Linked DNA regions of Mus musculus: all the other regions are linked to region 3. A link is a loop called in an ENCODE intact Hi-C map of the cell type or tissue named here. Cell type or tissue: left cerebral cortex. All regions are shown on one strand. Region 1 holds the start of Gm16897 (predicted gene, 16897). Region 2 overlaps Gm51784 (a long non-coding RNA gene). Region 3 overlaps Plxna2 (plexin A2). Region 4 overlaps Plxna2 (plexin A2). Region 5 overlaps Cd34 (CD34 antigen). Region 6 overlaps Plxna2 (plexin A2). Region 7 overlaps Plxna2 (plexin A2).

Evidence for each region. Peaks named below come from ENCODE experiments on the same cell type or tissue, not always from the same donor. Only the 100,000 strongest peaks of a DNase experiment are listed, where the experiment ranks them.
Region 1: it touches region 3 in a loop (2.8-fold over the local background); 11 of 42 quality-filtered maps call a loop at or near these places.
Region 2: it touches region 3 in a loop (2.9-fold over the local background); 2 of 42 quality-filtered maps call a loop at or near these places.
Region 4: it touches region 3 in a loop (3.0-fold over the local background); 24 of 42 quality-filtered maps call a loop at or near these places.
Region 5: it touches region 3 in a loop (4-fold over the local background); 17 of 42 quality-filtered maps call a loop at or near these places.
Region 6: a loop joins it to region 3, with 2.5 times the contacts of the local background. A loop is called at or near these places in 4 of 42 quality-filtered maps.
Region 7: it touches region 3 in a loop (3-fold over the local background); 7 of 42 quality-filtered maps call a loop at or near these places.

Annotation. Positions count from the first base shown.
Region 1 is chr1:194,974,303-194,978,302 of GRCm38, forward strand. Gm16897 (predicted gene, 16897) reads right to left here and starts at 2,657. Exons shown (of 5, transcript NR_033564.1): 1 at 1,802-2,657; 2 at 552-716. In left cerebral cortex, CTCF peaks have their summits at 2,022 and 2,227; DNase peaks (open chromatin) are centred at 2,021, 2,330, 2,722, 2,914 and 2 more places; H3K4me3 peaks cover 2,464 bases; H3K27ac peaks cover 2,529 bases.
Region 2 is chr1:194,328,398-194,332,397 of GRCm38, forward strand. All of the region lies in intron 1 of Gm51784 (a long non-coding RNA gene), which reads right to left. Among named protein-coding and RNA genes, the nearest start is that of Gm51784, 11 kb to the right of the region's middle. In left cerebral cortex, no CTCF peak of the experiment used is centred here; a DNase peak (open chromatin) is centred at 2,302.
Region 3 is chr1:194,622,561-194,626,560 of GRCm38, forward strand. The region is part of intron 1 of Plxna2 (plexin A2); the gene reads left to right. Among named protein-coding and RNA genes, the nearest start is that of Plxna2, 4.7 kb to the left of the region's middle. In left cerebral cortex, CTCF peaks have their summits at 2,051 (motif pointing right) and 2,254; DNase peaks (open chromatin) are centred at 359, 2,029 and 2,610; H3K4me3 peaks cover 2,719 bases; H3K27ac peaks cover 1,586 bases.
Region 4 is chr1:194,721,007-194,725,006 of GRCm38, forward strand. The region is part of intron 4 of Plxna2 (plexin A2); the gene reads left to right. Among named protein-coding and RNA genes, the nearest start is that of Gm46202, 3.3 kb to the left of the region's middle. In left cerebral cortex, a CTCF peak has its summit at 1,538 (motif pointing left); a DNase peak (open chromatin) is centred at 1,535.
Region 5 is chr1:194,960,494-194,964,493 of GRCm38, forward strand. Cd34 (CD34 antigen) reads left to right here. Exons shown (of 8, transcript NM_133654.3): 8 at 1-799. The region is part of intron 2 of Gm16897 (predicted gene, 16897); the gene reads right to left. Among named protein-coding and RNA genes, the nearest start is that of Gm16897, 14 kb to the right of the region's middle. In left cerebral cortex, a CTCF peak has its summit at 1,896 (motif pointing left); a DNase peak (open chromatin) is centred at 1,885.
Region 6 is chr1:194,684,297-194,688,296 of GRCm38, forward strand. The region is part of intron 3 of Plxna2 (plexin A2); the gene reads left to right. It overlaps Gm46202 (a long non-coding RNA gene), which reads right to left. Exons shown (of 4, transcript XR_001779695.2): 2 at 2,712-2,846; 3 at 2,493-2,606; 4 at 703-1,226. Among named protein-coding and RNA genes, the nearest start is that of Gm46202, 33 kb to the right of the region's middle. In left cerebral cortex, no CTCF peak of the experiment used is centred here; DNase peaks (open chromatin) are centred at 1,841 and 3,635; H3K27ac peaks cover 1,678 bases.
Region 7 is chr1:194,702,130-194,706,129 of GRCm38, forward strand. All of the region lies in intron 3 of Plxna2 (plexin A2), which reads left to right. All of the region lies in intron 1 of Gm46202 (a long non-coding RNA gene), which reads right to left. Among named protein-coding and RNA genes, the nearest start is that of Gm46202, 16 kb to the right of the region's middle. In left cerebral cortex, a CTCF peak has its summit at 1,537 (motif pointing left); DNase peaks (open chromatin) are centred at 1,397 and 2,457; H3K27ac peaks cover 1,310 bases.

The DNA of each region.
Region 1 (4,000 bases), 350 kb after region 3:
AAGTGTAGGTGGGCTGGAGACAAATATGGAAATTCAGAAAAGAAATAATGGTCCTGATGAGGAGAATAGAGAGGAAGAGGACCTCTGAGATTTGATTTTAAAAGAAGAGTATAGATATGATGTACTGTAGAGTTGCTTCCTTACTGAAACATGTTCTCCTGGAGGCAATCTTCTTAAGATTCAGGAAGCAAACTAAATTTACAAGGGTTCAAAGTCTCAAGAAGCTCCTGAAATTTACAAGCTACAGGTCCCTCCCTAAGGTTATATAAGCAGTAATAACAATAGCTGGGGAGAGAAGATGTCTGTAAATAGGGCAGGAAGTTCCACAGTTGCAGATTTGATGAGTTGTCACTCATGGTGAGAGTGGGCTTTTCAGGTGATGCAGCTACCTTCAGTCATCCATGTTCCTAGAAGGCACCCCAATACATTCACTGGTTCACTGAGCTAAACTTGAGTAGAACTGTTTTGTTGGCTGTCATAGGTTGGTTTGTATATATCTCCCAGGGAAAATCATAGAACATGATGATCAACTTGTAGGAAGTGAAAAATACCTGATGGCATTGTGGTTTCTTCTATCAAGTGCAATGATGGGTAGGGGATGGCGCTCCTTATTGGACTCATGGACACTAGTGGTAGAACATTTGATGCTTTACAGATGCATTCTGCATGAACTCGTATCCTAGCTCCCTCTAACAAACAATGAATCGAGGCTGCTTCTGTCCAGAAGAGAAGGAAATGAGATTAACTTCACCACCTTGAGGACTTTGTTTTCCAGCCACGGGAGAATATATATTGGTGTTGGAGCAACCAGAGTATAGTTTCCTCTGGGTATCTCCCTGGGCTTTTTATTCCCCTGAACTCCTTCACTTGGAATATTTAAAACTGTGGAAAAATAAAGTAACCATGTAAATTACCTTAGTTGCAGAAGGAAAACACTGATTTTTGTTTGTTTGTTTGGTTGGTTTGGTTTTTTGAGACAGGGTTTCTCTGTATAGCCCTGGCTGTCCTGGAACTCACTCTGTAGACCAGGCTGGCCTCGAACTCGGAAATCCACCAGCCTCTGCCTCCCGAGTGCTGGGATTAAAGGCGTTCGACACCCGGCTCCAAAACACTGATCTTAAAAGACTTTACAATCAACTGCAGAAATAGCAACAGGTGCATGTATATCTAACAGTGGTTAAATAGCAGAATGAATGCGATGCTGGAAAATCATAAAGGAGCAAGAGGCTCATGTGTTAGCCTTTAAAGAGGGGGTGGAGACCCTTTATCTTCCTCTAGTCCTTTCCATCTTATTTTTCAAGACAGAATCTTTCACTAAATCTTGAGTTCAGGTTTCTGCTAAACTGGCCAGCAACCAGCCCGCTCCACTCCCCATCATTGGGATTACAAAAAGGTTTGGTTGGTTGGTTGGTTGGTTGGTTGGTTGGTTGGTTTTGTTTTTAGTCAGAAACATAGGCCCGGAGACTGTTGAAGATGTCCCAAAAGGACAGCAAGGTGGCAGATTCAGAAACTGCCAACTGGTTTGCCTGACATGGACACCTACAGAGGTCTGAAGTTGGTGGTTATGGTAATCTGAGAAGTTTCAAAATGCCCCGAATACAAATCTCTGCTTCTGTGTGGGTGTGCATTTTTCTGGAAAGAGAGAGGGTTGACAGCTCTTCTCCAATTATCTAAAGGGTCTAAGTCAGAGAACTCTCAAGAAAACATCTCCTGAGCAAGAACTTACAGGTTGACAGAAGCATAATCTGGGAATCTCACCACACAGGCCCTTGGTTCCCTGAGCTCGACCCACATCTCTTACCCTTTACTTTATAAGAGGCGTGGCGAGAGAGAAACTTTGGAAGAACAGGGCAGAGGAACCAGGACCAGTGAGGATCTGGACAGCTCTGAAGAAGCACTCAGGCTAAGGCGGGCCTGTTTGCGGTGAAACTGAAGTTGGCTAGGTCCTCTGCCGCAGTTCAGACAGAAGGGCGGCGGCGACCGCGTTCCCAGAAGTCTCAACGCCGAACTTGGCCGCAGGGTGGCGCGGCGCGGACGCGGAGCGTGGGAAGAGCGGGCGGAGCTCTCGAAGCGGAGTCCGCAGTGTTGCGCCTCCGCGGGTCGCCGCGCATTGGGGCCGCGATTGCTGTGCAGCGTCGGAAGCCGGCGGCCTCAGGTAGGAGCTGCGGCACGGGATAAGCCCGGTCGGCCGCGCATGACCTCTCCTTGCCGGATCCGGCCGCGCCTACCCCTCCACTGCTGCCTCACAGGCGGGCGGGCGCGGATCGCGGCCTGGGCGGCGCAGGCCTGAGGGGCCGCAGACCGGGGCGCAAGAACCTGAACGGTGCCCCGTGACTCGGCTTCCCAGTAGGCGGCGAGCGTGGTACTGCAACAGGGGTGCGGCGACTTGGAGAAGCTTCGTGGAAGGGAAGCAGAGACAGGTGGTTGAGGGGCAAGGACCGGCGCAGTGCATTCGAGACGTAGAAGCTTGCTCCTTCTAGCTCTTCAGAGGATCGGAGGTGCGTGAGGAAAGGCGTAGCTTGGGACACGCAGGTGCAGCCAGAGGGGATGCCACCGGGCAGGTTCTCTGCGGTCCCACACCCTCCCATTAATAACGTGGGTGTGGTAGTGGTGATGGGAGACTTGAATGGAGCTCTGAACTGGCCATCAGGGCCCCTGACCCGCCTGCGTAGCCACTAGCCACAAACGCCTGCGCCGCCAAGTTGGGGGAGGAGCAAGCCCTCGGGGTAGCTGCTCTGGCAACCTAGGCAGCAGCAGAGATGGAGCAGCATAGGTCGGAGTTGTTGACAGCTCTACGTGCTACAGTTAAAGTTCCTAGGTGGTGGGTTAGCTTTCCTTTAGGAAAAATGGGGCTATGGGGAAACAGGGTGAATTTACTCTGGACCCTTTCCTAGTTAGCATTTGCCAAATATGGTCCACTTCCCCCGCCCTGCTCCCCTCCCCCTTTTAGCGTAATTTGTTTTTTAGAGACAGCAAATGGCAGAGCAGAGGACAGCTGTCACAGCCAAACCTGTTGCTGCTGCATCATTTGTTGTGTCAGGATAGAGGGGTCTCTAGACCTTACCCCTCCCTTTCCCAGACTCCTGGATGCCCTCCTGCCAGGTCGTATAGAGTCTGCTGTTAGCCAGGTGGTGTTGGTGTTGTGGCCTCCATCTGCCACCCAAAAGGGGAAGAAGAATGCAAGAGCCAGGGAAGTCTTTCTGTCTTCTGGGGTGGAAGGAGCAGGTATAGACAGGGCTGAGGCAGTAAGAGCCTGGGTTTCTTTGGCACTGGTGGCAAGAGGATTGTATGCCAGCCCCTTGGGCTGGTTTCCACTCCTGGCCTGTCAGTGGCATTGGATAACTGCATTGGTGCTAATGGTGCCACCATGTTATGCAACACTTATATAATCTCCCATGGTGATAGCTCTGTCTCTGTTCTGAGGTCACACTGATAGGGTGCCCATCTCCATGTAGGAGAAAGGATCTGTGGAAGTTTTTGGATAGAGCTATTCTCCCAGCTCATCCCCAGACAGGCTCCTTCTGATCCTGGAACAGGAGGGTTTGACCAAGCAGGTTCTCAGTGTACCCCAGGAGTCTAGTAGTAAGAAAGGTGCTGACTGGGCAGTCTTCTCCATTTCATCCTGCCTAGTGAGTTGTTTGGTTAAGTGGATGCCATTCTCCCCGGCATGGCAGGTGGATATGGTGGAATGACTCCAAGATGTGGAACATATCCATACATTGTGCTTGATAATAAGGATTAGTTCTGACCTTGAGGTTTTGAGCAGCAGACTAGAACAGTGATGCTGGCATTACAAGGCATTTGAAGCAGGCCTAGGGGACAAGAGGTAGCCAGGGAAGGGTGTACAGGGAAGTGGATCAGACAGCAAAGATAAACATGGTGTTCTTTTACTGTACTCTCCACTGGGCTGTCCCTGGTTACCAGGGCAACAGAAGCAGTGGTGAAAATCATGCTTTCCTTTCAGTGGAAAAATCTGGCTCCTCCTCCTCCTGCTCTTTCA
Region 2 (4,000 bases), 290 kb before region 3:
GACCCACAAACTCTCCTCTTGTTTTCATCATGCACCTCTCATGTATAGCCTCAGAGCTTCTCTTGACTCCTAGATTGTTGTTTGTATATATATATATATACTTGGTCATAGTCTTTTTTGACCAACTGATAACAGAAGGTAATTAATAAATGCTTTTAATTTATATTCCTAATGTTCTTTGAGATCTTGGTGGGGATGTTACACATCCTTATGCTTCTTAATTTCTTCCCCCATTGGGCATGTCTCTGCCTAACTTCATGTATTCACCTTGTATTCTTCTGTCTGATCACTTTTCTCAATGATTTCATGCTATGTTTCTTAGGCAAATTATAAAGTAGATATAGGCTATGATGTTGTGATTATTCCATTTATATATAAGAAAAATAGGTTAAATGGGCTGGCTGTACATGGTCATAATAAAGTGGAAAAAAAATGGACCTAAACTCAGATGTTTCCATCATGATGGTAACAACTCTACTATGCTTCCCAATGCTCAGAATTGAATAGGTGAGAGCATCTAATGTGTGGATGACCCTTCTTCTACACTCCAAATGAAACTTCATCAGATTTGCAGGAAGAAGCAAGGCACTGTGTACATGCCATCCCATCTGATTTGTGATTCAGGGGAGCATCTTCCTGTTAAAGAAAAAGCCATTGATCACCAATGACTGAAGAAGCTTGAAGTAGGCTACTGCTTCCTCAGTAATAATACATACCATCCCCAAGTCTACAGATGAACTTAAGAGCCCACCCTTCAGGAGGTTAGTAAAGAGTTCCACTTGCTAGGAATGTAGGCTTGTGGGGTAACTCCTGCCAGATAGCTCTTTAGAAATATAGTTGGGTTGGTAATATCCCCTAACTCAGTGCCACCAGGGCAGGAGCTGGACAGAATTCTCTTCATCTGTTATCTTCCCAGCCATGGATAAATATGACTGTCCATTAATAGTTGTTAGACAGTTCAGTCAGTGCAGTTATGAAATCAAGAATGAGGGCTCAAAACAAGTTTGTGTCATTTGAAAATAAAGCTTCCGTTGAATGCCTGAGTGAAGACTCCTTAAAGAGGTGACGAAAAGCCACTTTAATGTTGAAGATATTCCAGGAAGAGTATAACATAGAATGAGACAGGTGGAATGACAAACAAGGCACTGTGTGTATACCATCCCACCATGATACTATGAGTGAAAAGGATAAACTGAGTTGTGACTCAACCCAAGTGAGGCTACAAGGAAAGAACTTCCAAGACCAGAAAAGCATTGAAGCAGACCCCTAAATGCAGAGTGAGGGAGAATTAAGACTGGTTTTGATTGAATAATGACATGACAATAATAGAAAGAAGGCAGCAGGAGCTTGAGGAAGAGACATCATCACTGTAGATAACCATTATCTTATCTAAAAAGCACACCCACAAAGACTAATTAAAATGTGGTTCAGATGAGATCAAATCTGAAACATCTTTCCATCACTGTGACAAAAATATCTGAGATAGTCAATGTATAAGAATGAAAGATACTTTAGCTTATAGTGTGAGTCCAGGATCACTTGGCTTTGTCACTTTGGAATTATGGTGAGGCAAAGTATCATGACAGAGAGTTCCTGATGGACCAAATCAGATAGCCTTGTAGCAGATAGGATGCAGGGAAAGAGAAAAGAGGGAAGGGGTTGGGTGTTATATTGCCTTCCTAATATCTTCCTTGTGGCTCCTATTAGAACATTTTGTTGCTATTAGGAACCCTGAGAAATCCACTTTAAGAGCTAATTGTTTATTTTAGCTCATGGCTCCAGAGTTTTGAGTCCTTAGTCATGTTTATTCTGGACTGATGATGACACAGGTAGTCATGGTAGGAGAAGCACATAGAAAAGGCAACACTTTATATGAAGAGAGAAGAGGAGAGTTCTAGAATAAGATACAACTCCCAGTGACACACCCAGTGCCATACATCTATCTAGGCCCCACTTAGTTCCCAGAACATTTTTTAAAGGTACATCTACAGGTTTCACCAATCAGGAAGGGTATATGGAAGGGAGAGAATGGGGAAATGATGTAATTATATTATGCTCTTAAAAGGTAGTGTGTCATGTATGCATATGTGTGTGTGTGTGTGTGTCTATATATTGCCATTGGCTAGGAACCATGCCTTCATGCCTTTAGTAACAAGCCCCACAGAGGAACAATACATGTTCAAACTGTAAGTCTTCCCATTACTGCCACAGGATGATGAGAATCTCAATACAGCCTAACAGTGAAATTAGCAGGTGGAACTAGCTCAGCACTGCAGCCCACTCATGAACACCCACTTCTCTTAGATTATTGGTTGTGAGCCTATCCTTTAACAGTTGAGTCAATGCTCCAGCCCAAACACCCACTTCTCTCTTGCTCTTTGCTTTTCCTCATAGCCCGGAGGTCTATGAGGGCTTTAACTTCACACTGTCATTGTATAGAGGAGATTCACATACAACCTATCTAGCTGTTGGAAGTTAGGGACTGAATCGTAAGCTTCTTATCCCTCTGTGCCAAATGATATTCTAGTTAGTATAGGTATAGTATCTACTGGGTTTTTACTTTTATAGAAACAAATCCCAGAATGTAAAACAGATTATCACTTTGCTTGAGTTCAATGCCATTCAAAGCAGAAATGCCAGATTCAAAGCACCTACTTTCCAGTACCTTCATCTGCAGTCTTCTAACCACAGATGGTTGTCAGGCTTCCCTGTACCCTCAGCCCTCAGTTTCTGCTCATAATCAGCATTGGCTCTCCATCTTCCCACTCCAATTGCTAGCCTTAGGCAGTTGAGACATAGGAGCCTTGCAATTAAATTCTCCCCTCCAGCCAAACTGACCCCAAATCATAGTTATGAAATTTCTCAGGTTTATTGATTGCCTTGTTTTTATTTCTCTGTTTGCTGTAGTCACACAGGACCCTCTCATGCAGGTTGCTTTGCTGGGTTCCGGACAGCATTTACCTTGGGGCATAGAAGCCTCACTGGCCAAAAAGTAACTTAGCCTTTTGTCCTCCCAGATCTACAGGTCACTTTGACCACAGTAGCAGGTCTATTGCTGCCCGTGGGTGGGTCAAACCCCTGCTAACAAGAGAAACAGCCAAGACAGAACCTCATTCCACTCCCACCACACTGCCATAGTTATCATTGTGCTGACCTCAGCCTTTTTTGCAGGACTTTTTCACCTGAAAGACTAGCTCCTACTAGCTTCCCTCTCCTTGGTACAGCTCAGTGTGAACCTGTTCCATGTTGTCTGCAGGTTGGATCCTTGGGTCCTTACGTGTAATTCTACAGTGGACAAAGCAGTTCTTTCTTTCAAGCAGTATTCAGGTTAGTGGGAAACAGGATAAACAGATAGCAAAGCAGGGGTAGAGTATTAGAAAGGAGATCATGAAATATAAGGGATAGGGAAGGTCTTAGGTGCTGTCAAGGAAGGGAAAGCCTCTCAGACACGGGGTAGACTTGTCTAGGTATGATAATCTAGGAGCCCAGCACTCAGGCCAAGCCCAAAGCATTTTTAGAAGCCCATGAAAATTTATTTTCACTCAGAAGAATAGATGAGTATCATACAACTAAATACCCAACAATGAATTTAGTCTGTGTTTCAGGAGTCTTTATACCAACACAGTTATAAAAATCTATACTTTGGTTTTTTCATTTATTTGTTTGTTTGTTTTTGTTTGGAACAAAAAAAAAAAAACCTCCATAAAAGCAATATGGCTGAGGCCAGTGAAGTTACAGTAGTCCTAGATAGGGGAGACAGCTTTGGGTAGATCTTTGTGCTAGTAGAAGAAGCAGAGACCCTCCTGTGCATATATGCTTGCTGAAGCATATATATTCTAAACTCAGGGGTGCAAGGGAAAAGTTAGGTGTCTGGAAGCAGTGAAGTGTTGGGTGAGGAAGTGGGTAGGCTGTGATGGAGTTGTGTCTGCTTTGTTGAGAACATGAAATTCATCCCATAAGGGCATCTCCAGACCTTACCCTTATAGGCAAAGATTTCCCT
Region 3 (4,000 bases):
ACTGCCCTCCAACATCCTTGACCAGGAGAAGTTGTATATGTGGTAGATGGTTAAGTTCAGCATCTGTTTTGCAGGAGTTATGTGCTCTAAATAAGGTTGGGAAGCCTCAAAAAACAGCCTCTACTAGGCCCCCTCTCCTGCTTACAAATACTCCTGATTATTCAGCTAATCTTTATTTCATGGGCAAGGAGACACAGGAGCAGGAGGGGAAGCCAGTGACATGCTTAAATACACAGGACAGCAGCTGGCAGGAGCTTTAAGCTTGCCAGCACAAGCAATCCCGAAATATTTCTGGTACTGGAGTCATCACTGTTTGTGGAGCCTTATGGTTTCTATTCCACCTTGCTTTCTATGACTGCCTCTGGAAGATACAGGATTTGGTGTCGGGGAGGCAATTCCTGTTTCCAGTCCCCCCTCCCCAGCTGTCTTCCTGCATTGCCATACAGCTGTCTCTGCACAGAGAGACTAGGGTACAATATACTTCTGTCCATTATGGCAAATGGAGAGGCAACCAGAGCCAACCCCCCTCCTAACCCCATGCAGATCATAAAGAGACAGGAGCATTGTGTTACAGTCTGTTAGCTGGAATAATCCAAGACTGCCTACAGGAAAGCAAGAGAAGCGGGTTTTGAGGTGCTGGGTGAAGTTTTTACAGCTAATATGTACAGCACCCCAACACTACCTTTCTCCCATTGTTACCCCTCCCCCCAGGGCTGTCTGTTATCAATTCATTCTATGTGAGTGTTCTGTTTCTTCCCATCACATATGCTCAGTTCAAACAATGATGAATGGAACCGATTCCCTTATGGGAAACAGTTTTTTCACTTAGTTACAAAGATTTCATGCCTGATTAGAGCAAATGAGGGGTGGGTGTGCCATCCCCTGCTTTTTTTTTTTTTTTTTTTTTTGGTCATTTCTAAAGGTGACCCCCCCCCCCCCCGTGGAGACAAAAAGAAAGGCAGTTCGCTGGGGTCAAACAGCTGGTCCCATTGCGCCTATTGGAAATGGCTGGTCTGAAGAAGCCACCCCTTTCCTCTGCTCAGCCCCCAGACTTCTTTGGGCCCTACTTCCTAGTATATGGGGATATGGAACCTCTGTACAACTCATTGCTCAATATTAGATTGGAGGGCAGGAATAGAAGTGAGAATCATTTTTGTTGGGGATAAGGTCCCTATGGAGTTCTAGTATGAGATGAGAGAAGGAAGGGAGGGTGGCAAGAAAGGCTTACAACTGAGCTCCTCCAGAAAGTTCCCTGCTTCAGCAGCTGGTTAATCATTATCCTGACTTGGTCTGGCTTAGTCTCTCATCTGGGTAGCAGGTTATCTCTGGGAAACCCTGAGAACCAGCAGGTGTTCTCCGGCAGTCTTCTCTTCTCCGAACAGAGTGGTTGGTGTTGGCCTTCTCTGCTGTCTTCCTATAGTCCGTGGCATAGTACCTGACCCATTCACTCTCCCCTCTTCTTCTTTAAGCATCCCTCCTTACCTGTCCATTTGTCCAGGCTTTACCAATTGTTTACATGTCAGGGTGCAGCCAGCGACTGAGGAGAAGACAAGGGCTGGTTGAGTTGAGAGGTCTGGCTTCACATGGAACGCCAAGCAATTTGGGTACAAATAGTGACCAGTTTGTTTGAAAATGAGTTAGCGGGGGATAGAGAAGGGAGTTTGAACAAAGCCTCTTGTTCTTCCTACCGAAAGACTGGTTCACTAAAGACTCTGAACAGCTCTGGCCTGTGGTCCTGTTCTAGATATCTGAGGTTAGATCACTTGATAGGAGGTCCTCCCAAAGTACTTGGCTCATCAGAGCTGCCTTGCTGAACTCTACAGAAACGCAGGTAGAAATGGAGCATGTAGCTCAAGATACAGGCATGAAGGCGCACTTGCCATAATAGAAGTCAGGATGTAGACAAGGTCTCAGATAAACAGAGAGACAGGCAGGAGACACAGGGAAGATAAAGATACTGACAGTGTACTGAGATGGGAGAGCCAGTGACTGAGCCCCAGGCACAGGCTCCTTCAGTGAGCTCAGAGCCTGAGGCTCTGGGATGCAGGAAGCCAAAGTAGCAGGTTTTCTCCACTAGAGGGGACTCTTCAAAACCACAGGTTCTGAAATACTGGCTTTTGTGCTTTTTCTTTTCTTATTTGGGGGGAACCGGGGGAGGGGGGGCTATACTGGAAACCCCCAGCCATTACTGCTCAGAGACCACAACTGGAATGGCAGAGGGCAGAGCTGGAACTTTTCAGCCCTGTTTGGCACAGAGGAATGAGATTAGGGGAGAGAAGGGCCCAAGAAGTAAGGATCAGCTTCATTATAAAATGTTCACCAGGCTTACAGGGGAGGCTAGCATCATAGGGAATGTATAGGTTCCTGTGCATGCATGTGTGTGTGTGTGTGTGTGTGTGTGTGTGTGTGTGTATAGATATAACTCTGAGAGGCCAGCCCCACAGGACTTGTCTGGGTTTAGGGGGCTGAGAGAGGCTTAACCCATACAGTTCATGTCTGGGTGGCTAGGGGAAGGGATGTTATATTCAAGTCAGCAGGCAGTTCAGTCCTGGATGTCTCATCAAGTGACTCTTGCCTTTTTTTTTAAACCAGCAAGTAAAATTTTGGCCCATCCCCAAGTCCCTGTCACAGGCCTGCTCGTCTTCTTACTCCCTAATGTGGATTTCCAGCCAGTCTCAGCAGTGGCAACACTGCTCCGAGGGAGACTTTTTTTAAAAAGACCTTTCAGGAACTAAACGCATGTCAACGTTGTATCACTGACTTAATCTTTGTCTTCATATTCTCCCTGGGAGCCTGTCTCTGAATTCTAATTCCCCCTTTCATTTCAAAGGAGGACAATATTGAGGGAGAACAGGCATAGAGTGCAGAGGCTTCTCTCATCCACAGAGATAATAACTGTCCAATGGTAGATGGAAAAATATTGAAGTTTGGGGATGGGCAGGGAATCAGAGATCAGTGTCCCTCCAGATCTGATACCATCCCCTGATATTTAATCTCAGCTTCCCTCTGGCTTAAACTTACTGAGGGTCAAGAGTGGAGTGGAGGGAGGACATAGGGAAAGAAAGAAGCAAAACAAGATAAATGTGTCCGGTTATGAAAGTTTAATCCTGCTTTTCCTTGCCTGAAATTACTTTCAGGATGAGAGAAAGAACAGTAAGTTCAACTTGTCTTTCAGAAGCAGGGTGGGGAGGGGCCCTGGGGCACAGACTGAATATGTGGTAAGGTAAATGACTCTTTTCCCTCTATGACCCCCAACATGCATGTGTGTGCAGACTTGCACACAACACACATACCACACACACACACACACACACACACCCCTCAGAGGCTTCCAGAGCCTTCTGGAGGCCCCATTTCTGCCCTGCTCCACCTTCTGCGAAGACTCAGACTCACAGACTTTCTTTTTTATGTTTAAACAGCCTACCTTGTAGCTTTGGTTTCTCCTTTGGGTGTTAAGAGAACATTACTTGAGTATTTGAGCTACTGTTTCTGCCCCTTATGGCAAGCCACACAGACACTGAAAGCAGGAATCAGAACACATTCAGATTTAAATAGGTGCAGATTGATCTTGTGCTTGTGTGCTGCCAAAAATGTGGTAACTCAAAGCCCAAGGATAGAAGGGCAAAAGCTTCCGCCTTCAAGGAACCACAACCGCAATGTCTGGTGCTGAGGGAGAGAACTGCACAACCACACCCCCCCAGGCACCAGGCAAAGAAGGCAGGGTGGGGTTAGCCATGACTAGCCTCCTTCCCTTCCTGAAGAAGGTTGTTGCTCAGAGCTTGTACCCTGTGTCACTCAGTACATGGCAGATTTCTGGGAAGAACTGGCTGGTACCTGAGAGATCCAGGGTACTGTTAGTAGGAGCTATTTAATTCTACCTCCCTACCCTCTGCCCTTCCCCCATGGGTGAGGCAGCACTAGAGTTGTTTCCTACAACACCATTTCTCACAGCAAAGTATGGAGAGGTTTTCCTGCTGCATTCTTCCCCAATATCCCAGAA
Region 4 (4,000 bases), 98 kb after region 3:
CAAATGGGCAGGGGTCTGGGGAGTCCACTCTGAGCTTTGGCAGGGGCTTTGATTTCTCTTTCTAGTAACTGCTGGTGGCTGACACCCTAACTGCCCATAGTGATGCTCCAAGAATAGGATGATAGGAAATTACTGGAACTTAATTCCAGATGCCCAAACAGAGACTCACTTGCCCTGACTATAATCTCTGTCATCAGGAGACACAGGGCTAATGCTGGTTAACGTGGCTCAGCCCAGCATTCTTTTCCCAACTTGACTGCGGCTTCCCTCAGCACAGCCAAAAGGAAGCAGTGGTTGTGTGTACAAAGTTTTAATTTAAAAAATTTAAAACAACCTAGGCCCCAGAGAGTCACTGAAGATGTTCCCAAGAGTCAAATTAAACTCGGAGAGATTTGCATATCATTTGCATATATAGCCTCTTTCATTCAGCAGACCATTAAGTGTCTACCATGTATAATGCATAGCTTTGTCCACTGGTAAGTCATTTGCATATGCAGATTTGGACAAGGCTGTCTTTCTAAGGAATGGTCCAGCAAATATCTTATAAATAGGTCTGCCCTGGAGATAGTCTCCTTATGATTTCTTCCTGCTCTTTTCACTACAACAGCACTATTAAGTGTGGGTTTTGGGTAGAGATAAAAAAAATAGGAGTCCTGCTCTAGGGAGGGCTGTCAAATTTTGCTGGTAAGAAGTAGAATTAGGTTATTCCTCTGTCCATATTCAGAGTGCTCAGTGAGTGGGGCAACTTGAACCCTCCAGGAAGTGTTCTCACACGGATCCCTTCAGGTTTAAAGTCTCCAGAAAAGGTTTCCTCTTTGCCTTGATACAGGGATCCAGAGCTAGTCAGCCTTAGAGATTATCTAAGAAGGGCAGCCTTTTGTTTCACAGAAAAGGGGGCCTAGATCTCCAAAGGGACTTTGAAAACAAAGAGTAAACCTTTAAAGAGGCTGGCAGTCACCTACTATGAGCAGTTACCATCAAGTCCAGCTCCAGGACTAACTGAAGTGAGGCTTTGGGCAAGCTGCTTCACCTTTCTGCTTCAGTAACACCGTGTGTAAATGTGTTTACTTGTGGTCTCTGCTTCAGTGTTTAGTGAATTAATTCAATGAATTAATGCCTTAAAAGCACTCAGAGAAGTATCTGGCATTGCATGCCTGCTTAATACATGTTAGCATTGTAATTATGGTTTTATGGTCATGTCCCATGCCTATCACCAGGCCAAGTCTTACAGAGCAAGATTCAATTTATAACCACACCTATAGTATAATCTCTACTGGTTGCCTGGCCTCTCAGCTTTGCCTTATTTAAGATGTGTTGAAATCTAATATTTATGCCAGTGTTTTTCTTCTTTTAGTTAACAAACGTGACCTCAGCTAATGAGTACTATTTTCCCAGCCTTTTCTATAGATAAGAAAACTGAAATTAAGTCTGGCTTGCTAATTTGCCCATAGCAGTAAAGCTGGTAAACAGCAGGATTGGGCCTCTGCACCAGGCCTCCTCAGTCAAAGCTCTATTTCTAGCTCTGAAAACAGTGCCCCCTGCTGTGCCTGCTCCCATCCTGCAATTTCTCTATCAAGGGCTCCAGGCTCCAGAAAACACAAGCTCTCCTAACCTGGCTCTTCCAAGGAAGTGGTAGTCTGTTTAAAAACCCAATTAAAGGATGCCAACACTGTTTCAGTGTCGAAAGAAAGTGAAGAAAGAAAGAAAGAAAGAAAGAAAGAAAGAAAGAAAGAAAGAAAGAAAGAAAGAAAGAAAGGAAGGAAGGAAGGAAGAAAGAAAGAAAGAAAGAAAGAAAGAAAGAAAGAAAGAAAGAAAGAAAGAAAGGGAGAGAGAAAAAAACAAAGAGGTTTGTGTCACTGGCTTGTGTACTATATACAGGGTCCTGCCAAGAATGCTCTCTCCTCCTTAATGGAAACTGAAAGACAATTAACTACCCATTTTAGACCTATAAGGGATGTAAGGCTCCCTCGAGGTTTAATGACCTAAACTGGGTGTTTGTAGAGCTCTTGGGGGTAGAAATATGAGTGAGGTGCAAGTCTGGGCAATGGCAAAGCCTTTGCCTTCCTATCCTTTCCACTACCACCAATGCCATTCAGAGACCCCACAGTAATCTCACGACCCCCTGTGCATGCATTCTTCCACCCTGTCCTCAACAAAGGAAACCCTTGCAAGGAGAGCAGGTACAGAAAACAAAAAGTGTTGATGCTAAGCCTCAGTCAGCCTCTCCAGTACCATCCAAGAGTGAATGCCAGGATTCCCTCAACTGCTGGTCCCAGCTAGAGAGCTCTAAGGCTCAGAAAGGACTTACCAAGACGATGGCAAGGCAGAGATGGAATGACACTCCAGAATTCAGCCTTCTCCTACTCAGCCCTTTCTGACACTGACACTAGTGCTCTCAGTATTCAGTTTTGATAACTGAATGTATTTGATTTAGACCATAATATTTAGTGCCACTTTGGATTTCCAATTAGGCTTCAGTCAGGCACTGACAGTCTGATTTGTTTTGTTTTGATCAACACAAAAGAGAGCAACATCAGAGGAATTGTGAAAAAAAAAAAACACAACCCTTATTTCTATCTACCAATCACTGGGACAGTGATGCAATGATGAGAAGATACAGTTCAAAGGTGTTGAGAGAAGCACACTCATCATGAGCCAAGGAAAGAGGGAGAAGAGAAAGAGAACTCTTGGGAAGAGGTAGTGTCTGAAGTCCTGGGCCTCCTCCAGAGTAGGTGTGCAAGCTGTACATAAGAGGATTGTATAGAGACTAGAGATGGGAACAGAACAGTCTTCTACAAGCTTCTCATTCACAATGACATAGGCTCATAAATACCCCCTAGAACTTTGATCCAGGCTCTATGAATGATGCCCTTCGGAGGTGAGAGGCTGACCTCTTGTGAATTCTTCAAGTAAAGCCTCACCCCTCATCCAGAAGTGGCCAGCTATGCAGGTTCACATAAAGATGTAAGGTTGTCTTCATTGCCTGTGAGTCTAGCACACTGCTTTCACACTCATGCCCAGCAATGATTCTCTCTAGGGCTGTCTACATGAGAATGTTTAGGGTCAAATTCAGGTCTATAAAGGGATTCAGGGGAAGGTAGGTAGATTACAGAAAATGATGCATCTGTCTTATGAGTCATCTGGGAGGCTGAGTCAAGGCTAATTGCAACCTTAGTTTCCCCTTTGTGAAATGAATTCTTTCAAAGGGCACTGGGAACACTGTGCTTGGAAGCTGACCTGGGTGTGAGTATGTCTGTACTGGTGGGTACTTGTGTGAAGGAAGTAACTATCCCTACATGGCCAAGGAGCAGTGTCAGTCCTGAAGAGGTGTTCTATTTCTATGCCATTGCAGGAGAGTAGTGGGGGTTGACACTTCTCTTTCAAGGCTTGGCTTTCACTGTTTGCGACCCAAACTTTACTGCAGTTTTCTAGCAGGCTCTATGCTCTTTCTCTGGGCCCAGTTTAGGAACCTGGTATCTCTACTTGACATTTCATGGTTCAATTCCCTGAGCACTTGCCACTATGAATAAGTTAGCCTTCCTTTCCCATACCTGTTATTCCCACTCCCCATTCCTCTCTGCAAACAGGTTGGGATTTGAAATTGCCACCAGATGGAAGAGCACCAGCTGCCATCAGCTGTTGGCAGCTTAGGAAACAGATCATGTTCAGCTTCCATCCTGCAGGCAATGTTTAAAGATAAGAAGCCTAGGGTGGGTAGACTCAGTGGAAGGAAGACTGAAAGGGAGTCATGGGCAAAGATGAGGTCAGTGTCTCAGCCACTCAGTTACCAAGAGGCTCATCCAGTAGCCACCTAGGGCTCAAATGCTTGCAGCACTAGGCTTGTCTTCATACAGTCACATACACACAAGAGGAACATGTAAGCATAGCTGACAGTCAAGTGTGTACAGGGCTGGAAACACATCAAGATCCTCCCAGCTTTGAATCAGAGGAGGCTTCCTGGATGGGGGGGGGTGTTCTACTTGACCTATAAAAGGGGAGA
Region 5 (4,000 bases), 340 kb after region 3:
CTTCTTCCCCTACTTTATGGAAACCAAGGTATTCACTGACATGTGCTCCCTTGCAAGGGTACAGCCAGAAAAGTGCTATTTTAAAATACATCCTTAAAAAATGCATCCCTTATAACTTCAAGACACTGTGGATTTAGTCACCAACTTCTATCTTGTTCACCTGTTCCTGAATGTCTGTCTACAGAGGCCAGGACAACTTTCTGTCTGGAGTCTGCTCAATGTTTTAGAGCAACAGCTCAATCTGATCCCTTGGGCCCACACAGAAATCTCATTGGTTCAACCTAGACAGGACAGTGGAATTAGACTTTGAACTGAGCCTCTGTTTTTTGTTTTATTTTATTGCTGGGGTTTGAACCCAGAGCTTCACACAGCTTCTTTAGGCTTCCAAGTAGCTTGAGCTACCAGGCCCAGCTGAGCTAAACCTCCTGACCTGAGCTCTTCAAAGGAATACTCTTGCTCTGAGGCCCTTGGCCTTCTCTAAATTACGTGACTTCCCCCTTCCTCTGACTCCTGGGGGAGCTGTGGCCTCAGTCCCCTGGCAGATTCCTTTCAGTCTGTGCCTTTCCTAGTCCAAACCCCTTCACTATTTTATAACCCTTTGTGATCAGAGGTTCAGAATATCTACAAAGACTATAAGCTTCCTCTCCTGGGGTTAAGGGGAGAACAGGGGTCCTGATTTTAATGATGGCTAGGAACAAAACTTTCCAGAGATGAGAGGATTGGGTGTATTCTCTTCTGAATAAACGTGATGAGTGAAAATGATGTAATTAAATTGATGATGAAATATTTGATGTGGCCCTATAATGCTGACTGTGCTAACTGACCGACTGGTTTCCATATCAGGCTTGGGAAGATTGTATGGCAGTATGGGGGAAGTCAACCAAGGAGAAGACTGCCATAGGAGAGGGACACAGGTACCAGCCAGGGCACCCAGAACTTGTAACTTTATGAAAAGTTCCTTTCCATGTTGAGAGGCAGAGAGGTTGAAAGCTTTCCATAGTAGGGAGAAGGGCAGGCTGAAATGTTCTTTCAAAGGGGTGAGGCATGTTAGGTATTCAGAAACATCTTTCTGAGAAGATAGGCATATAAGCAGCTGCATGCAAAATATACAAATGAGGGGGTAAAGGATTCATATTATCTGAGCATCCTCTAACCCAGCTCATAGCACAACCAGGCAGGACTATGTGAGCTCTATTCTGTATCTGGCTACCAATCCCAGATTACAGCAGCCACATATAAGCACTTGCTCACACCAGATTCTAGGTGATCTGCCCTCATGCCACAAGAAGTGGAAAGGGGCGATGCTGGACTTTCAGAGGCCTCTAGAAACACCCCTAAGTGCATAGGGAGTCAGAGGTTAAACAAAAATGTATTCCTTAAGTCTTATCTTGTCAAAATCAGACACATCTTCAACCTATTTATTTCTAGTTTTTGTCTAACTTTGCTAATGGAAACTTCTCCCTAGGATTAGGGAAACTAAGGGACAAGGCTCGACCTTGCCCAAAATGTGGTGACTGTTTGGGGGATCAGAGAAAGGCAAGATGGTGACTGAACATAAAAGTCTAGTTAGCTTCCATTTGGTAACATGTTTTACAATGAATGACCAGTTAAGGGTCTGGCCCTGGTTAGTGGTGTCTGGAAGTAATAGGTTCAGGGAATAGAGTCTTTGGAAACATTAGAGGGAGGAGAAACAGCACCTGGGCCTCAGGATCATTTTACTCTGAGCTTTTGAGGGTAAAGGCTTAGGGGAAAGGTACGTGTATGTTCTGGGGATAGATGAGTAGTGTCCATGATAGCTTAGAAGCTTACTCTAAAGGCCTCATTTGCTTCCTTAAAACATCCTTTCCCATCCGGCCTAAAAATCATGATGCAGCAATGGCACCACCTGCTGGCCCTGCTGGGCTCCCACTGTTCAGCCTCAGTACTGGTATCTTGTGTTTGCTGGGTTTCTTTCTTGTGTCAGCCTACCCTTAACAATCTAGTCCTGTTTACCACATTATTAACACACACACGCACATGCTCACACGCATAGCAGGGTAACAATGGAAAGGACTTTAACGATACATTTAGTTCCACTCCTTGTGTACAGCAAACCCACACCAAAGATTTAGGAAGGATGCCCTGAGCATGAGGCTTCTTCTCATCTTTGCTTCCCGTGCTTCTGCAGAGGCTTCTGGGTTCTTTTAATTGGGTATCTTGATGCCAGTGGCATGTTTCAGAGTGAGTTTAGAACTACATTTTTGCATCATTTCACCACTGTATACTGTGCAGGACTCAAAAGCCTAGCAGGTCCTGAGCCTAGAACAAAAATCCTGGGAAGATCTGAGGCTCTACATTCATTATGACTGTGCAAATGGACTCTTGCCAGATTTACATATAAACAGATATATGACAGTGTCCTTCAAGTCTGGACAAGTATACTACCCTCTTTTTATCTCTTCTAAACAAATCAAACTTATGTCCCTTTGCCAAGGCATAAGTTCAGGGATAGGCTAACAACATTTTTGCAATAGGATGTTACTCATTTCCTTATAAACCTACTCATAGCCCAAGGGTTTTCTATTGCAATTTAGCCATTCAACAAGTCTTTATCAAGGGCATTGTGTGGCTGCTGCTCTAAAGGCAGGATAAAGCAGGCTTTCAAAGAGCTCTAGAAGAGGAGAAAGACAGCAAAATATTTTAGCTTAGTAAAAATACACAAACATCTTCAGGTAATATTCAGAACTATGATAAGCTTCCTCTTCAATATGTTCCAAGACCCCTTGGTAGAGATGGAAACCTTAGTACTGAGGCCTGCAGACAATCACTGTGATATTTTAAGAGTTGACCTGATAACCATGATGGCTACCAAGGAACAGAACACTATTTGAGGGATTTTATTTACAAGATTGGCATGTAGGCATGTCTATATGGTTTTTCTGAATTGTTGATCATTGTAGGCAGTTCTGTGAAGTATAAGAAAGATAGCAGGATATGAACCTGAGAACAGGGGAGTGGGGAACATTCTCCCACAATCTCTACTCCAGTTTTTGCCTCCAGGTTCCTGTCTTGAGTCCTTGCCCTAATTAGCCTTGATAAGTCAGGTAACCTCTTTTCTCTCCAAGTTGAGTTTGGTCAGTGTTTGATCGTATCAACAGAGACAAAACTAGGACAGCAATGAACATTTCTTTTCATAGCTCGTTGTAGAACTTTTTGTAGGAGCTTCCATAATTTGGCTAGCCATTTTAGACACCACTGGCAAACAAATTGATGAAATTGATTTACATATGACGTTAGTATTCAATAAGCAAAAGACTGTCTGCTTTGTCTTCCCTGAGCATGGCTTACCAAAGATGAACACCACACAATGTAATTCAGGGATAGCAGCACCAGCAGATGAAGTAATCAGGGCAGTCATTCAGCAGAGATGGACTATGGCATTGTAAGGGTCTCAGACACAAAACTATAGACCAACAGTTATTCTAAACTTTAACTCATTGGAATGTCATTGGCCTTGGTGAATCAATTCACTGTCCTCTGAGCTCACACAGAAGGATTTCCTAAGTTACACTTAGTCCATGAATAGAACTGCTTGGACCTGCTTGAGCTGCTTTGTGGTCAACCTATGAGTCTTTGGAGTCAGACAAGCTACAGTTGGATAATCTGATATTAGCTATGTGACCTTGTATTACATTTCAAATCCTCTTCACTCTGTTTCCCCATTTGTGAAAAAAAGGGGAAAATAATATATAAAAAGTTGTTATGCCACAAATGACAGCCCCATGTTTTCAATAGGGTGGGACAGAATCTCAGAAGTAATTAGCTCATTGGTCAAAGAAACCTCTTTAGTAACATTTGTTTAAAGAAAGCAGAAGAGAGACTGGAGAGATGGTTCAGTGGCTAAGAAAGCTCATTGTTCTTGTAGAGAATGGAGGCTCTGCTCCTAATATCCACAACAGATGGCTTACAATGACTTGTAACTCCAGTTCTAGGGGATCTGCTGTCTGCTGCTTTCTGGACT
Region 6 (4,000 bases), 62 kb after region 3:
TGAATAAGAAATCAATCTGGTTCCACCCTGTAACCCCACCTAAGCCTCTAGGTGTCTTTCAATTGTCAGACTTCAGCCTCTGGTTGTCAGGCTTGGTTACACACTCTGAGGAAGATTATCTTTCTTTTTATTTTTACTTATTTATTTTTTTATTTTTTATTATTTTTTTATTTTTTTTTAAAGATTTATTTATTTATTATATGTAAGTACACTGTAGCTGTCTTCAGACACACCAGAAGAGGGCGTCAGATCTCGTTACGGATGGTTGTGAGCCACCATGTGGTTGCTGGGATTTGAACTCCGGACCTATGGAAGAGCAGTCGGGTACTCTTACCCACTGAGCCATCTCACCAGCCCCGAAGATTATCTTTCTTAACCCTCCATCAAAACTGACCTCTGCACCCCAGGGCCTTATCTCTCATTGAGTCTATGAATTGCAGTAGTACCCAATTAGCCTTCTCAGGCTTCTGGCCCATTTACCAGGAGAATGTGGGTTACTGTTGAAAACATTGTTGCTTCAGGCCTCTACCTCAGGCCTTAAAGCCAAGGGCAAAACCAAAGAAACAAGAGACTTCACCTCTTTGTTGTTAAGGGGCTTTCTTTGCCCTGATAGGATCTTTCCAAGGTCACATTATTGAGTCTTCCTTCAAGTCAATAGCTTCTGTCCCTTCCTAGGTGTTGTAGACCCATAAGACCTACCAGAACTGGAATGATGCAGTAGAGGGGAGGGGGGTAACTCCTCAGAAAGGAGCGTCAACCTTCTATGCTTGAGACCTTATCATTGTGAGATGATCAGCTGGAATTAGTGGGCCAGTATGAACAATAAGAGCATAATGTGTCCTCTCCATCGCCTCATCTCTATCTTCCCCTTAGCCTTCTCCCCAGAAGGTATCACTTTAGATTCTATATCCTCTTCAGGGAGGAGTCTCCAGGTAGCACTTCCCAGCTTCTGCTGAGTCAGCCATCCTTTCTCTGAGGTGAGATGGTGGATAGCCATGGTGATCTGTTTCTAAGGCATTCAGGAACTTCTACAAAGTCGTTAGTGTTCAAAGTACTAACCACAGCTGGCTCCCGGCTCTTCCAGCTTTCCCAAAACAGTAGTAACAGGCCAAACCAGGCCAGAGAATTTCCAGTACTGGGCAGGTTTCAGATTAGCAGGAGCCAAATCCAATTTCCCTTACATCTCAAAGACACTGAGGAAGAACACGGGACACCAGCTTGATTGCCTGAAAAAAAGAGGAAGCTGAAAGGCTATTAAGGTGTATGGTAACCTCCTAGGAATAGGCCTGGGAGAACCTCAAAGCAAGCAAAGGAGTAGGGAGATGGCTCAGTAGTCAATAAAATGTACGCCTTACAAGCATGAGGCCATGCGTTTCATCCCCAACACCCAAGGAGAAGAGGTCAAGTATAGTGGTTCATGATAGTAATACCAGCACTGGAAGACTGGCAGAACTTACTGTCTGCCCAGTCAGCTTAATGCCTATCAACTTCTGGAATCTTGGCGTCTTCCTAACAAGGGCATGGAAATTCCTCTCACTTGCCACTGATGGCTTAGATATGCAGACTTTGTCACCTGTCTCTTCTACCCTTCCTTCCCAGTTTCCATTCTGTGCTCTGCCTTAGACCGTCTCCTCCTTATCTCCACATCTGGCTGATGAACATGCAGGGAGCTGGACCGTGCCTCCCTCCCTCTAATAGCCCCTGCTCCCTCCTATCTTCACCAACTGATGATCCTTATGACTCTACCTTCTGTGTTTCTCCTCCTCCCCCTCCTCCCCCTGGTATCTCTGCAAGAATAGAACAGTACTCCAGTGAGTTGTTCCCCACCATCCCCCAAGCAAATAGTTGCCAGGACTTTCCAAGTCTCCACCTCCTTCTTTCCCACATTTCAAGCTTCTTGCTAAAAGTAGCTGGTACAAGGTGGTAGGTACAGCCCTTGCAGTAATAGGCAAACTATGGACACATTTGAAAAAAAAAAACCCAATTATATTGTAACTGCAAGACTAACAATCTGAGAACTCTTCCCCAAGAGACATTTGGCCCGACACATGTATTCTGCTAACTTCTCTTTTGTTTTCAAAGGGCTGAACCTTTGGGTCTCTACTTCTTTCAATGATGTATGTATTTCAGTGTTATGTATGTACATGTATCTATAACTTCTCACAGTACACATACACATGGTATCTAAATGTATGCACAAAAATGTCTGCATTAACACACATGGCTACACATGAATGCACAGTATCTGTGTATGTTTACATATAGTATCTGCACATGGGCACACTGAGTCACAATGTGCACACACAATGTTTTCACACAGGCAATGTCTATATGTATGCAATATCTACATATATGTATACAGTGTATACATGCATGCACACTGTGTTTTCATATATGTACACGTCTCCAGTGTTTGCACATGCAAAATAGTCCCTGCATAACAGCATCTGCATGGATGCACACAATCTCACAGTGTCTCCATGCATACTCACATGTGTGCTGTGGAATGCTTGTGCTCAGGCAACATTTTCCAGGAATGAGAGTTGAGCAGGCTGCAGTAACAGATGTTGCCTGAGTCCTAACTGGCTGCCCTCTTGCAGGTCAAGCTGGTAATGAGGGGATTAGCGTTAGTTCCCCTCATCTCATTCCCAATATGGCTAGTTAATGCTGGTTCAGCTGGTAACATTTTTATTGGCAAGCCCTCCACTTACCCTTGAGATGGGCTCAGCACACACACTTAACTCCAGCCCTTGATCTGGCTGAATCGTGGGAGGCACTGAGTTGTCCTTACATCTTCTGCAGATGAGACAGCTATGCACCAAAGATCAGTCTGTTCCTTTGTCCCACTGCAGAGAGAGACTAGGCTGAACCACAGGAGAGTTTCACTGTGCCACATATCTGCTATTTGATACTGAGAACTTCACTGGGATTCTCTGAGACTTCCTTGTATTAGCTCTTGATGAATATAACATGGGGCTTACAGAGCTTGTTTCAAGATAATTAAGACAATTAAGATAATACATTCACACATGGTAAGCATTCAGCAAATCCTAGATAAAGTCTAAAATGTAACCATGGTTCACAGTATAAGAAACTAGAATTATGGGATTTTTCAAGAGACTTTCAGAAGCCTTACCAATCCCATATCCCTGGTGTCATGGAAAAATGGCTGAAATGCTAGAGGACACATCTAATACTTCCTGCACCTGCTCATATCCTGAGTACTTTAGATATATCTGCTTAGAAGTTTTTATATGAAATAATTGGATGCACAAGCACCAGTAACCTGAATCCATCTTGGAGAGCTTGGCTCTGAATTTTGCTCTTAGCCATTTCTAGCACTACTTCTTGCATGAACCATAAGGCAGCTATACCCAGAGAGAGCAAGGCTGGCTCAAAGTCCTCTATTGTTACACATCTTCACCAGATGTGATGGTTTGAATGAAGATGGCCCCCATAGGTTCATAGGAAATAGCACTATTGGAAGTGTGGCCTTGTTGGAGGAAATATGTCACAGCCCCACATCTGTGAATGAGAATAAACAGCAAGCTTCCTGTTGGCCAGAGGCATGCTGTAATCAGCTCCTCTGACATCGAGGATTTGTTAAGAAGATTTTAGCAAACTGGGAACAGTCAGCAACCAATGAACTCAGAAGCCAGACTTCACATGATGAGGTAAGTGTCAGGACATGTGCTTAGCTCAGCTGTCTTGTGCTGAGTTCAGGCCTTTGTGAGCCCTAGATGCCAGTCACAGCTGAGCAGTGCTGGGGCCATGTTTGGTAATCAGTGCAGGGGAAAAAGAAGAGGAGATAACAGCAATTATTGGAAGGGCATTGGAGTTCTTTCTTTGAAGGCAGTGTCAAAACAGAGAGGTAAAAATAGAGAAAGGAGCAGAACACACTGTTTCACAAAGCCCATCACAGGTATCCCTGGCTATTCACAATAAGTTTCCACCTACCTTTTTAAGTGCTCACCCCCCAGCCACACAGATTAACTGAGTT
Region 7 (4,000 bases), 80 kb after region 3:
TTATAATATTAACCCCTCATCAAGTGCCAAGGCTATGAAATCCATGCAATAACCAATATTCAGGGAGGCACTCCCATGAAGTAACAAACAATAAAAGCATCTGAGACCATAAAGGAAAGAGAGCTTACTGGTTAAGATCTTGTAGTCCAAGTTTGTGGCTTTCCAGAGTTCTAAGTTGACCAAGGATGGAATGAAATTTAAAAGTACCCCGTTGAGCATGGCATGCTGCTAAAACAAAAGTTGAATAAAATGAAGACTTTGGATCCAGCTTCTACCTTTGGGAATTTATAATTTATGTTGGCACTTAGATCAAGACTCAGATGAAAACAGATGAGTGTTAAAATGAAGGACAATGAAATGTTAACATCACACAAAATGCAAAGCTGGGCATCTTTCAGGGAGACCAATACACTGCTTCAAGTTCAGGCCTTGCTTGGACTGGCTGCTTGTGTGATTTGTGCCTATTTGCCTCACCTGCCTGAGTCCCAGGTTTTAATCTGTGACATGGGTTTGATGGTAAAGTGAGGATTAGTGTAAGGTGCTTGGTGCTCATAGCTGCTTTAGCATTAACAGAGAAGCCATAAGAAAACCAGGGAAGAACAAAGCTCTCTGGGAAACTGCAGACCGACCCACTGCCTTTTTTGAGTTACCTCCTTCCTTGTGGTTAAAACTTGTCTAGGACATTTCTGGAAGTGCTTTATCAGAGATGGTTTTTCAGGAGCCAAAATTTACCTCCTCCCTGACATCGAGTCAGGTTTATGTTACAACTTGATAGGTATCTGTGAGTTCCTTTTTGTTCCATCTATTTCCCTTTCTCTTAGAAAAGGCCCAGGCCCTAGGTGGTGCTGAATAGTGACTGGGTTTCTTCTGCCTGGATAACTTCACAGGCTACCCAGCCCTCAGCTTCAGCCCTTTCCCTACTTAGCCCTAGGAAGGTTCAAGGATCAGACAAAACGAACAATGCTCATTCCCACCTCTCTTGGAGGAATCTCTGTCTGAAGTGGTTGTAGTTCAGGGCCCTAAAGCTTCCAAATGGTAGCTGAAGGAGCTGAGATGAAAATCCACATGGCCCCCACTTTTCCCAGATACTCTCACCCAGCATGCCATGAGCCAGTGTAACCAGGTATAGGGTTATAGCAGAGCCAAGAATCAGCATACATAGGCTGATCTATTGAACACACCTCTGCCTCCCTCCCATGCTTCCTTGCAGCTTCTCTAGTACTCCCCAGATCACTGCCAAACTGTCAAAAGCACCAAGAAGCAAAGTGCTGTTCAGTTAATGATCACAGCCCCAGGAGAGGTACAGAGCTCTTTTAAGAGAAGCAAGTGTAGGGGGAGTGGGGGCGTGGGAGGGGCAGAGGGGGATGCTTTAGTGCTTGGCACAAAAGCCTGCTCTTTCTAAGTCACAGATTAAAAGTGGGTAGGTCCGCTCCAGCTGCTTTCCTTGTGGGTTAAGGACTAAAGCCACCCCCTCACTTTACTCCTTTTTAGGAAGTTAAAAAAAAAAAATGGTCAGAGGCAGAATGTTGCTGTCCTCTAGTGGATCCAGTAGCTTCAATGTTCTGGTCCCCAGCATAGACCCTGTGGAGACCCTAGCAAACTATTCCTTCTCATCCAGAGAGAAGCCACCTCCCCAGATAGGCTGGTAGCTCCAAGAGCAAATGCCCTAGCTGGTTGCACTTAGCCCTCCCTTTTCTCCTGGCTCCCAGCCTGCTCCCGTGGAAAGGAGAGAGTAGAATGACCCACTGCCACCTGAAAATTACCTCCCTGCTTGGTCTTCCTCAACTTGGTCCCATCCACACCTATAGGTGGCGGGAACAGCCCTATTCTCCATCCCTTCCCAACTTCTCTGGCTTCTCTATGTTCTTTATCTTATTCTTCATCTGGTCTGAAGCACTGCCATGCAGGTGGCATGGCCCTTGCCAACTTTGTCCCTGAGAAAATTAGGAATTACCACCCCTAGCTGAGGCTGAATACTCTGGTGTGATCCCTACCCTGGATAGTTAAGTCATCATCTATGAAGGGACAGTAGCATATGGGAAAGGAGGTGACATATGGGAATTGGGGGATCTTGAAAGAAACCCATAGCCCTGAGAAGTGACTGCTGGGGGAAGTCTTGTGTACTGTAGATTCTTGCCTTTGTGAACTTGACACAGCTTTGGGAAAATCTTAGGGTCCCTTTGCTCCATGTCGTTCTTGGGTCACTTTCTGTTGAACTTACACAACCTTTAGCAACAGCCAGCTCCTGGGAATGGTGCCATTCTGGCTAAGGTCAGGTAGTATGCAGCATCTGGGACAATTGAAGCCTTTTCTTCAGCATCAAGAGGACTGGGGCAGTGTGAGGGGAAGAGCCTTCTTTCTGCTTTACTAACCAGTATCTCATGGGACATCTGCTAATGTTCAGGTAAAAGCAGTGAAGAATTTCTTCCTCATGAGCCCAAGGCCAACCTCAGTTCTCTCCCATCTCCTGTAAGAACCTGGCACCTGCTGTATTACATTCTGCCACCAGCAGAGCCTGCCTTGCTGGCACTATGCCCAACAGCTGTGGAGCATCAGTATGTGTTGAGAAGAAGGTGTCCAGCAGTGAGGTGACTAGAAGAGAACTCAACAGTGAAGCCAGGGAGCAAGTTAGCATCTGTCCATCACAGAGACAGGTGCAGTGGATGAGACAGTTCTTGCTCACCACCCTTTCCCAAACCACACCTTGATCAGTGGGAAAAGCCTGGAGTTGAATTAATTAGGGGTCTGTTGTCATAGGTGGCTCTTGTTAAAAGCCATGGGGAGTAAATCCTCTTACTAAGCTGAACTCTCTATCTTCTGTGCCCTCAGGCTCTACCAGGATGTCAGATAGATCAGGATACATGGGTACCCCTGAGATGGAAGCTGGGGATATAGGAAGATAAGTGCTTTCTTCCTCCTTCTATCATCCTTGTTCAACCCCAGCTCTGACCTATCTTCCTGACTTCAACACTTACTTTCTACCAGCCTTGAGACCCTGCAGCTCTTTCTATAGCAATATTTGGACTATAATAATACTTCCTCCTGAGATCTTCTGCCAGTCCACTGGGACCAGTGGTCATCTCTATGAATGTTTCTATTTCCAGGGTCCAAAGATTCATGGCAGGAAGAACGAGGTGGGACAAGAAGTCTTCTTCCCTTCTCTGTTTTGTTTTTAGAGATGGGCAGAGACCTAGAATAATGAAAGCACAACACTTCAGACCCCAACTTTCTGCCCAAGGCTCTGTGACTTTGGGGGACATCACCTCACCCCTTCATGCCTTGCCTTTCTCATTTATAATGTGAGGATAATGGAGGAGCTGACCACAGAAGGCTATAAGTAGAAGGCTGTAAGCACTGAAAAGATGGGCATAAGACGTTTCACCTGATAAGAACAATGGGCACTGAATGCAAACTGTGCTAACTTGGATCCACCTGGCTAGTCTAAGCAGATGGACCCAGACCTTTAGCTATCAAGTAGTACCAGAGCTGGCAGGGTATACAGCAGTACCAAGCCTAGAAAGGCATATACAGTCTAGTCTCTTCTCTGGGTCCTTAATTTAAGGAGACAACTACCTATATTCACACATGTAACTTTACTAGGAGACAGTCCAGCAACTGTGAGGCTAAACGGTCAGTAGAAGAGGTGGTGGCTTTTGGGTTAGATCAGCAAGGAGGATTAGGATCCTGACAATACAACAAATTGTAAAATAAAGGTACAAAGACAGAAAAAGTTGGGGATATAATTGGTAAGGGGTTGAAGGCCATGTTAGCTGGACTCCAGTGACAAACTAGGGAGACTTTTCTATCAGCTGGGACAACTAAGGATGGGGTTGTGTGTGTGTGTGTGTGTGTGTGTGTGTGTAGGGAGGTAGAGTGAGTTATGTGTATGTGTGGTATGTGATATGTGTGTTGTGGTGGGGGAGATGTGAGTGTGTGTGGGGTATATAGTGTGTGTGCAAGGAGGTGTGAGCACGTGTGGAGATGTGTGTGTGTGTTGAGT